Regions from separate parts of the Homo sapiens genome. Here regions 1 and 2 are each linked to region 3. A link is a contact called in ENCODE Hi-C or POLR2A ChIA-PET data. All regions are on one chromosome and are shown on one strand. The core of a region is the stretch at or near the end of the contact, and the rest is flanking DNA. Distances in the headings are between cores, read along the strand shown. Region 1 overlaps SPNS2 (SPNS lysolipid transporter 2, sphingosine-1-phosphate). Region 2 overlaps SPNS2 (SPNS lysolipid transporter 2, sphingosine-1-phosphate). Region 3 overlaps SPNS3 (SPNS lysolipid transporter 3, sphingosine-1-phosphate (putative)).

Region 1 (3,186 bases), core at 492-2,991, 61 kb after region 3:
GTACGTGGTCATCCCCACGCGGCGCGCCACTGCCGTGGCCTTGCAGAGCTTCACCTCCCACCTGCTGGGGGACGCCGGGAGCCCCTACCTCATTGGCTTTGTGAGTAGCCCCGGGGTGGGGCTGGCCAGGGCAGGCTGGGGGACTGCAGGAGGGCTCTGCCCTGACATCCACCCCCAAATCCTCGCAGATCTCAGACCTGATCCGCCAGAGCACTAAGGACTCCCCGCTCTGGGAGTTCCTGAGCCTGGGCTACGCGCTCATGCTCTGCCCTTTCGTCGTGGTCCTGGGCGGCATGTTCTTCCTCGCCACTGCGCTCTTCTTCGTCAGCGACCGCGCCAGGGCTGAGCAGCAGTGAGTGGGGGGGAGGGGAGGCCCTGCTGCACCGCCGGGAAGCAGGGACCGTGATAGCCACCGTGAGCCCTGCCCTGGGGTGGGGCGGGGAGGGTACAGACCTCCCATGCACTCAGTGCACCCACTGGTTGCTGGGGTCCAGCCCTGAGGCCCAGTGCCAGGGTCAGCCTGGAGCTGTGGGAGGCCACGGGGGTGTCTGGTGGATCCAGACTTGGGTTTGTCTCTGGACTTAGTGGTTTTCAAAGCTGGGGCCCCTCCCCTTCCTCTTACTTTCTGACTTCTTTCTCCTTTCCTCTTTACTCCTCTCTCTCTCCTCTCCCCACCCCTGGGCTCTCCCATCTCCCCCTGGGGCTGACGAGGTCCCTGCCCAGCACCTCCGGTCAGCTGGCCCCCACGACACGATGTGCCAGAGCAGTGCCCGGGCCCGGCCCCCGCTGATGCACCACCCTGACCCCCGCCCGTCTCTCCCCCAGGGTGAACCAGCTGGCGATGCCGCCCGCATCTGTGAAAGTCTGAGGTGGTGAGTGCAGGCCGGGAGGCACGTGGGGGCTCCCTAAGGAAAGGGGAAGGCCAGGGTTAGGCAACAGGGAGCACTTTTCCTCCAGAGTCACCTCCTACCCCAGCACATCCCACCAACTCTGGGCTTTGTCTCTGAAGATGTTGCCAGAATTTACTGATGGAGCCATGGGTGGGACAGCAGGCTGCTCCTTCCAGTAAATTAGCTCCCCTTTCCTTCCTTTCAAGGGCTGGGTGGGGCCTCGCATAGATCAGGGCCAGGACTGGCCAGGAACTCCTCACTCTGTCCGGACTTCTGTTCTCCCAAATCCTCCTGGATGTACCAGGGCCTGACTCCTTGGCCCTTCCCTCTGGGAGTTATAGCTTCCCAGCAGCACGAGACCCAGGGTCACAGCTGCAGGTCCAGGAGAAGGCTTGCGTCTCCAAACAGCAAGAAAAGGGAAGGAGGGAGGGCAGCCTTGGCACAGGCCCCACTAAGCCCCACTGCTGACCTGACACCCCTTTCCCCAGGTGCCATTGGGACAATGAAGAACCCACACTCCCACCTCGTCTGGGAGGTGTCCTACAGCGTCCGGGACCGGCTGGGCTGCCCCAAAGCTTTCTGTGTGATCCACGGCTAGGCACCCACCCTCTCTGGCCCAGGCCTGCTGAGTGGCCCTGGCATCAAGAAGAGGCTGTGTCCTCAGTTACCCTGGAAGGATGTGTGTGTTGGAGCCACACGGTTGGACAGGTTCCCAGCCCTAGGTTTGGGCCGCAGGGCCCCTGGGGCCAAGGAAGAAGACAGCCCCAAGTGGGTGTCCGGGGAGAGCCTGGCCTGCCACCAGCTTATGTGATCTTGGGCAAGTCCCTGCCCTCCCTGGAACGAAGGGCCAGGGGGCTGGACTTTCCCACACAACTTGCTGGGCAAAGCACGATCTGCAGCTTTGAAGACTCAACAGACCCTGGACCATACGGAGAGCAGGTGGCCCAGGCCTCAGGGCGGCAGTCCCGGCTTTGAGGCTCACGCGAGGGCCTGGTATGCAGGGACCACTGCTCAGCTGGGCCTCGGACCTTGGGGATATTGGACGCAACCTGGCAAATGAAGCTGGGCGCCCAAGTCTCTGGGTACTCCCTGGAGGACACTGTCTCACTGTCTCGGGTTGGCTCCCAGCCTGGAGGTCCCAGATGGGGACTGTTCTGACAAGCTGGCATCACCAGGGGTGAAGGCCCTGGCTGCAGCTGTACACCACCTGTGCCCCCAGGCTCAAGGTCTCTGGCAGGTGCACACCAGCCCAACTCTGCAGGGCTTCTCTCCCTGCCACCACCCCCCAAGCCAGGACCCCACTCCTTCCCCGAGGCTGAGCTGAGCCTTTTCCAGGGGCAGGGCCCAGGAGACCATTCCCAGAATCCATGGGGCAGTAGCCAGGGCTCCGGCTGCTGGAGGAAGCAGCTATCCACAAAGCTTCCTGCCCCAGAGCTGAGGCTGAGGCCCCGGGAGAGGCGGCCCCTACCCAAACACTGGCTGCTGGCATTCCACCAAGTGACCCCAGGGGGGGGCCAGGCCTTCGATCACCCACCTCCCATCCATGCACACACCAGGATGCAGCTGCCAACTTCACACCAGCCCCAACCCGCTTTGGGGGAGCTTAGCCCCCTGCGTCACCCACTCCCTGCACTTCTGCTGCAATCAAGGTGGTTCTGGTGCGGGGGTGGGGTGGGGGGTGAGGCCTTGTGGCCAATGGGGGACCCCCCAAGAGCCAGCTTGGACAATGCTCTTCTTGCCCCTTAGTTACTGGCTGGCTGTGGCTTCAGTGGTGTGTAAGCAGGTGGAATACTCACCCACCAAGCTCTGGGGTACCCCGAGGGCCTGACAAGAGGATGGGGTGGGGGTGGCATCCTCCAAAGACCAGCCTCCACCCCCACTCCAGCCTCAGCGGGGCCCCAGCGATGTTTTCTTGTTGTACAAGAACCAGGTCCGAGTGTTGCCTCCTCTTCCTTCCGGAAGCCAAACTGCTCCTTTATTTTTTAGAGCTGCTGATTGTGAATCTCAGAGTCTTAAGAGAGAAGCCAAATATATTCCTCTTGTAAATGAAGAAATAAACCTATTTAAATCACCCCCTGGTGGCTCCCTCACAGCAAAAAAGCCTGGGGGCAAAGAGGTGGCAGGCACGAGAGATGGTCACACCTGCCTGCAGCCAGCACATCAACCTGCACCAACCCAGGCAAACACCAGAGCCCTGGACATGGCCCTGGAGCCAGGGTCCCAGCCCAGAACCGGGGGTGGGGAGGTCTCTGCACCCTGGGACCCCTGCAGGAATGGCTCAGGCTGTGCTTGCCAG
Region 2 (2,889 bases), core at 390-2,889, 38 kb after region 3:
TCGTGGGTCCTGTCCTGTTGGTCGTCATCTGCCACCCGGTCTGTCTTCCCCTGTCCTGACTCCTGGAAAGAGAGTGGGCTTTGCATCCCAGTCTCACTATTGCCACCTGCCAATGGCACTGCTTCTCTGAGCCTCTGCTGCTTTTCTTGTGTAACAAAATGAATAATACCTGCCCTGAGGGGCTATGGCAGGTAAAGGAGAGTGCAGGCAGAGGTTGCAGAGGTGAACTTTCTCTGGGTCCTGGGGCCTCATCGGGACCCAGTGATCCAGGCTCCCTCCTGAGGCTGGTGCAGGGAGCTCCTTAATTCAGTAAGTTGGGCAATGCCAGCAGAGCCGTGGTGACCCTGTTTTTATCTCCTGCCCTCCCCCACATTCCTTCCAATATCATCAACCCTGGGAATCGCCTCTTAGGTGACGAAGCAAAAAACTCCAGCTAGTCAGCCCCAGAGCGGTTCCCAAGCCCGGGGCAGGCGCCTGAGAATCTGGGCCCTGGACTGGACGTGGGCCTGAGGTTCCCTACCACCCTCTCCCCTGGGGCCCAGGCTTCTGATGGGCTGCCAGAGCAGGGCCTGAGCCCCCAGGCTGCTGGAAGCTGGGCCGGGACAGTGTGGGAGGCCATTAAGCACTTATGGCAGCCCACCAGCCCCTCCCTCCAGGGAGCGTGCCTCCCTTGTCCCTGCCTTCCCCATGACATGGCCCTGTGGGAGCTGGGCCCTTGGCTCCCTGGCCTTCCCACTGGCTGAGGCCATGTTGGCGATGCTCTTAGCAGCAACCTTCAGGCCTGGGCAGAGACTAAGGCCAGTGCTGCCACTCAGGGCTTGGGGCGGGAGGCCTGGTCCTGACTCTGCCCTAGTCATGCTGTGTGGCCCCAGCCTGGATCCTGCTTTCTCTGGGCCCTTGGCCCTGGAGTCCATCTGGCTGTGAGCCCCCGTCAGATGCAGGATGAGGTCCCCATGGTCTGCATTCCAGTCCAGTCGGTGAACCCCTTCCCCTGCCTGGGCCCTCCTGGGAGGGAGGGGGTGGAGTGAGCTCGTTCTGTCCAGGAACCTGCCTGACCTGTCTAAGTGGCATTCCAGTACTCACAATCCCTCCCGAGCTCACAGAATGCCACAGCCACTCCCCCCACCTCCCTTCCTAGCTGTCCTTACAGCCCAGATGGGGACTTTGGGGCTCAGAGAGAGGGGTTGCGATGGTTCTCAGGCTCAAGTGAGACTTGACTGTTCTAGGATGGGGCAGGGCCGTGCGGTCCAGTATCCCCTATAGGTGGCCAGGTCCCTGCCCTGGCAGACATCATGTTTTCCCAGGCCATGAGCCCAACGCCTCCCCTACCCCTTCCTGGGTCTCCCTGGCTAGGCCAGAATAAGTCTGCCTGCCCTGCCGCCTGAGACAGGTTCCTCTAGCCCTCTGGGCTGTGTGCATGCAGTGACCAGCACTGCAGCTGGGAAATGGAGTTCCAGCCACATGGGCGCATGGGAAGGAGTGGGCTGCCAGGCTGGCAAGGAAAGGGTGGGAGAAGGCCTAGCTGCCCAACCCCCGCCCTGTGTGGCCCCTGACTCACTGGGGACCTGGCCCGAGCCTCATCCCCCTCCTGGTCCCGGCCTCACTGCCTCATCTGGAGCAAGGCTCTACCCCACGCATCCTCCATTTAATGACCACTGAGCATGGTCGGGGCCAGCACAGCCCAGGGAGGGGGCGGGAGGTACAGGGAATGGTGGGGAGGGTCACAGGCCGGGCAGGGGGTTGGGGGCTCGGCTCAAGGCAGGTGTGAGGGTTCCCTGGTTCTTTCTGCGGTTCTGTCCCAGGCTGGCTTCTCGGGCTCATGAAAGAGAAGTCACTCCGTCCCTCCTCATCCCGGTGGCCTGGCTGGAGGTGGACAAAGCACACACAGGCATTGTCTTGTTTCATTCTTCCAGTAACCCTACGGGCTCTGTTTGTCAGCTGCACTTACCAGATACAGGGACAAAGGCCCAAGACAGGGAAATGGCTTGCTTGAGGGCTGGCAGTGGAGAGCAGCCGGCCTGGAATAGGGACCTGGGCCTCTGCCTCTGCTGCCCATAGGCTGGGGGGGAGCCTGGATACCTGGCATCTCAGTGTCCCCAGGGCGGGTGCCTCTGGGCCATGGTGAGAATTGCCAGCATTCTGAGGGACCCTCTAGTCTGTACACCATGGCCCTCACCTGTCACCTACCCCGGCACAGCTAGGATGGCTCCCCAGGGTGCCCTCACCCCTTTGGCCACCTAAGCCAAGAAGCCAGTCGAGTAGACCATGATGTTACTCAGTGGACAACTAGGCAAGTCACATAATTGGCCTGTGTCCCAGGCACCTGTGCCTTCCCCAAGCCCGATAAGGTCGGAGCCAGGTGGAGGGCGCCAGCCAGGTGTTGGTGCTTGCCCAGATCAAAGGGCCAGGGCTGAGAGCTGGGCTGCCTGCTTATTTGTGGCACCAGGGGCTGCTGGGCCAGGAGACAGGGAGTGGGGGTGGCTGAGGGTTAGGCCTGGGCTTGCCCCTGCTGTTTCCCTCTTGGGACCAGGCAGGAAAACTGCTGAGGATGAGCCCACTTTCAGCAGCCCCTTTGCAGATTAGATGGCTGCTGGTTTGGACCTGGCCCCTGGACCCCCTGCAGGAGCCATATCTCAGGCTCTCTGAAAGCCCACAGCAGAATTACAGCTCATAGGCTGGGCGCCTATGGCTTACGCCTATAATCCCAGCACTTTGGGAGGCTGAGGCAGGTGGATCATCTGAGGTCAGGAGTTCGAGACCAGCCTGTCCAACATAGTGAAACCCCATCTCTACTAAAAATACAAAAATTAGCCAGGTGTGGTGGTGGATGCCTGTAATCCCAGCTACTCGGGAGGCTGAGGCAGGAGAATCGCTTGAAGCCAGGAGGCG
Region 3 (2,990 bases), core at 394-2,893:
ATGTACGTAGTTGTGGCGTGTGAGTTCTTCGTGTGTGTCTCAGATTGTGGGTGTCCGTGTGTGGGTCCATGTGTGTGAGTGTGCTTGTGTGTTGGTCTCACGTGCACTTGTGAGAGGCCTCGGCTGTGCGTGTGTCTGGGCATGTTGGCGCGGCCGCATGTGTGACAGTGTGAGCATGGATACTTCTGTGTGTGGGTCTCTGTGGCCGGGGATGACTAAAGCCAGGGACATTTATCATCACTTTCCTAGCTCGAGGGGGAAATTCTCTTGGTCTGGAATGGCAGAGGCCAGGGGCTGAGGGGCTCCATGTTTCTCAGGCTCCAGGCAGTGTTCCCAGGCCCTATCTCCCAGAGGGATCTAAGTCAGGGTGCAGGGAGGCCACACAGACTCTGAGGAGACAGGGGCAGAGTCAGATTTCTGTTTCGGAAGTCCCCTCTGGGGCTGGTGTCTGGAGGGATGGTGGGGCCTGGGAAACTGGGGAGGAGATGGCCGGGGAGGCCTGGAGTGCACTGGCCAGCGGCCATGGGCAGGAGGAAGAGGCAGATTCGAGGAACGTGCGGATGCAAAACGGACAGAAATCAGTGATGAGGGGAGTGAGGGTGAGGAAGGCATGTAGGGACCCCCCAACCCCAGCGTCTGGCCTGGGTGATGGGGAGCAGGTGCTATTCCTGAGCCAGAGGGGATCAGCTCCGGCAGCTTGCTGGTGACCAGTCCGCGCCTGGGGCCTGTCTCCTGGCTGGCTCAGCCACACTGGGCAGGAACAGAGATGTTTGGGGACAGGGGAGAGAATGAGTTTAGGCAGCTGTTCAGTGTGAGGTGCCTGTGGCCGTCCAGGAAGGACCTGGGACTGCAGAGCTGAGATGCTCCTGTAGGAGCAGCTTCGAACAGTCAGCTGAATTCTACAAACCAGGGCCCTTTTTGTGTGTTTTCTTTGCTTTTGAGTTGTGGAGCCCGGGTTTGAACTGCTCATGGAAGCCACTGAACGCTAGGACCCAGCATGCACTGGCCTGTGAGGAGCCCCAGTGCAAAGCGGGGTTACCATCTTAACAAGCAGGGGCTGCTGGTGCTGAAGGGCCCTGGTGGAGCATCTGGGGCACCCTGGCGTCGTACCGTTGGGGAAACCAAGGCCCAGAGGCGGGGACCACCCCAGGCCCGCTCAGCAAGGCAGGGTGGGGCTGCGCCCGTCCACCCCAGGAGGTCACACCCCTTGGCTGTGGAGCCCCTCCTGGAGCTGAGTCAGCCCTGGTGGCCGCTGCCCCGGGAGACTGTAATTACAGGATTAGAAGGTGGCCTCTCCGCAGCTGAGCCCTTTGCCCCTCAAAGCTGCCAAGTGGAGACGAGGATTTGTTGGTGCGGTGCCGGCCTCCAGGTGTGTCTGAGGAGACCTGGCATCGTCGGGCGGCTTCTTCAGCCTGAAAGGCCCCATTGTAGCTGCAGCCTCCCTCTGATGGGCTCTATTTTGGGGCCGGGATCCACCCTGTCCCAGCTGGAGGAAGGAAAGGGTGTATTTCAGCATGTCCTATGGGTGTGGGGTGGCCGGGGAGAGCAAAACGGGGAGCTGGTTGGGGGACAGCGTGCCTGGGCTGCACAGAGGTCACAGAGGCAGACGCTGGCAATGTGAAGGGGGGAGAGGCCTGGAGGGCCAGGTGCAGGTGCCCGGAAGAAGTCAGAGGGAGATGGGTGTGAGTCGGGCTGGGCTTTCATGTGGCCCCAGGAGGCAGCTGGCAGACCCTGCTAGGCTGGAATGTGGATCCGCAGCTGCCCGGGCCCCGCCTGAGACCTGCCTGCCAGCGACTTCCTGATTCCTGCCCCTGTGGGTGCCCGGCCCCATGTCCTAGGCCTGAGGGAGACCCACCTGCCCTCAGGGGCCTCTCAGTTTGGGTGCCAGGGACCAGGCACTGCAGTCCCAGGGGCTGGGTTAGGCCAGGAGAGCGCATGGCTGCTGGGACTCCTTGGCTGGTTCTGCTCTCCCTCCACCAGAGCTGGGCCGCGTTCCTGTCCCGCCCGGCATGGTGGCCACATCCCAGCTCCTTGCCTCCGCTCCCGTGGGTCCCCGGCTGGCGTGGTCTTGTGGCTGTCCTGGGCCCGTCCTGATCCTGACTGTCCTTCAGGGCTCTCCCTGGCGCCACCTCTGTCCAGGGGCCCCCTGCCCATCTCGGGGTGTCCTCTGATTCCCCAGTGCTAGCCTCACCAGGTACTGTGGATGCTGGGAACCCCCACTCCCCTCTTCCCCCCGTGGCCTCTTCAACCTCACCATGCACAGGCCATCACGGCGTGGGGGGTGGGGGGCGCTCACCAGGACGTGGCTTGATGCATGCCCTCTGGCCTGAGTTTGTCTGTGAAATGGGTGTAATGACGTCTGCCTTACAGGGCACCTGACCTGAGGGGTTAGACAGGGTCACAAGAGAGGACAGGGCTGGTGCGTGGCAGGTGTTTGGGTGGCAGTCCTTCAGGTCCTCCATCCTGGGTGCTCCCTGGCCACTGATCATCAGGTCTCTGGGTGCCTGAGCCTGGGCTACCCTGGGGACAGCCCCGTGATCCAGGAATGACTAATTCCACCCCTGCAATAAGCTCTTGGAAGCTTTGAGAAATGAGACTCTTTTTTTCTCTCTTTCTTCTTGCTGCTTCATTAAACTCTTCTTGAGTGAGGGGAATGAGGATTGTCCTAATCCCTTGGCACGAGGTGAAGGCAGGGGGCGTGTTCTGGGCTTGTAACCAGAGGACACTGGGAGCAGGGCTGGGGGTGGGCACTGGGCAGGGGCCGGAAGCCTCACATTCCAAGCAGGCTTTACCCAGGGGCAGCTGGTGACCCCAGACAAGCCCCGTCCTCGACCAGGCTCGGTTTGACTGTCCGCATGATGGGTGTACCAGGCCTCGCCCACCTCCCTGTGCTGCTCCAAGGGAAGGGGATGGCCCGGAGGGTCCTTTGGTGGGGTGCCTGGGGCTGGGCACGCTGGCTGGCACACGGTAGGTGCCTTATCAGTGTATAC

Evidence for each region. A loop is a pair of places that touch in the nucleus more often than their neighbours do. ChIA-PET counts read pairs that join two places held with the same protein, here RNA polymerase II (POLR2A). Pooled maps may share reads with other maps.
Region 1: a loop to region 3 is called in a map of Right ventricle myocardium inferior, with 4 times the contacts of the local background. The contact joins two enhancer-like sites. A Hi-C loop is called at or near these places in 2 of 168 maps with a recorded cell type or tissue (PC-9 and Right ventricle myocardium inferior) and 2 of 50 pooled maps. POLR2A ChIA-PET finds 5 or more read pairs at or near these places in 11 of 52 experiments (A549, AG04450, Caco-2 and 8 more).
Region 2: a map of PC-9 shows a loop between it and region 3 (5-fold over the local background). The contact joins two enhancer-like sites. A Hi-C loop is called at or near these places in 2 of 168 maps with a recorded cell type or tissue (PC-9 and heart right ventricle) and 2 of 50 pooled maps. POLR2A ChIA-PET finds 5 or more read pairs at or near these places in 11 of 52 experiments (A549, CD8-positive, alpha-beta T cell, Caco-2 and 8 more).

The regions. Positions count from the first base shown.
Region 1 is chr17:4,536,075-4,539,260 of GRCh38, forward strand. SPNS2 (SPNS lysolipid transporter 2, sphingosine-1-phosphate) reads left to right here. Exons shown (of 13, transcript NM_001124758.3): 10 at 2-100; 11 at 189-352; 12 at 826-872; 13 at 1,379-2,961. The coding sequence ends at 868. MYBBP1A (MYB binding protein 1a) reads right to left here. Exons shown (of 26, transcript NM_014520.4): 26 at 2,830-3,186. Among named protein-coding and RNA genes, the nearest start is that of MYBBP1A, 18 kb to the right of the region's middle. Within about 2 kb of position 1,742, at least 13 of the 41 ENCODE cell types and tissues checked have a DNase peak (open chromatin) inside an H3K27ac peak, as active enhancers do.
Region 2 is chr17:4,513,358-4,516,246 of GRCh38, forward strand. All of the region lies in intron 2 of SPNS2 (SPNS lysolipid transporter 2, sphingosine-1-phosphate), which reads left to right. Among named protein-coding and RNA genes, the nearest start is that of SPNS2, 16 kb to the left of the region's middle. RefSeq lists an enhancer at 845-1,502. Within about 2 kb of position 1,640, at least 10 of the 41 ENCODE cell types and tissues checked have a DNase peak (open chromatin) inside an H3K27ac peak, as active enhancers do; they include PC-9, where a contact is called at or near this core.
Region 3 is chr17:4,474,890-4,477,879 of GRCh38, forward strand. All of the region lies in intron 8 of SPNS3 (SPNS lysolipid transporter 3, sphingosine-1-phosphate (putative)), which reads left to right. Among named protein-coding and RNA genes, the nearest start is that of SPNS2-AS1, 22 kb to the right of the region's middle. RefSeq lists an enhancer at 1,593-2,461. Within about 2 kb of position 1,644, at least 9 of the 41 ENCODE cell types and tissues checked have a DNase peak (open chromatin) inside an H3K27ac peak, as active enhancers do; they include PC-9, where a contact is called at or near this core.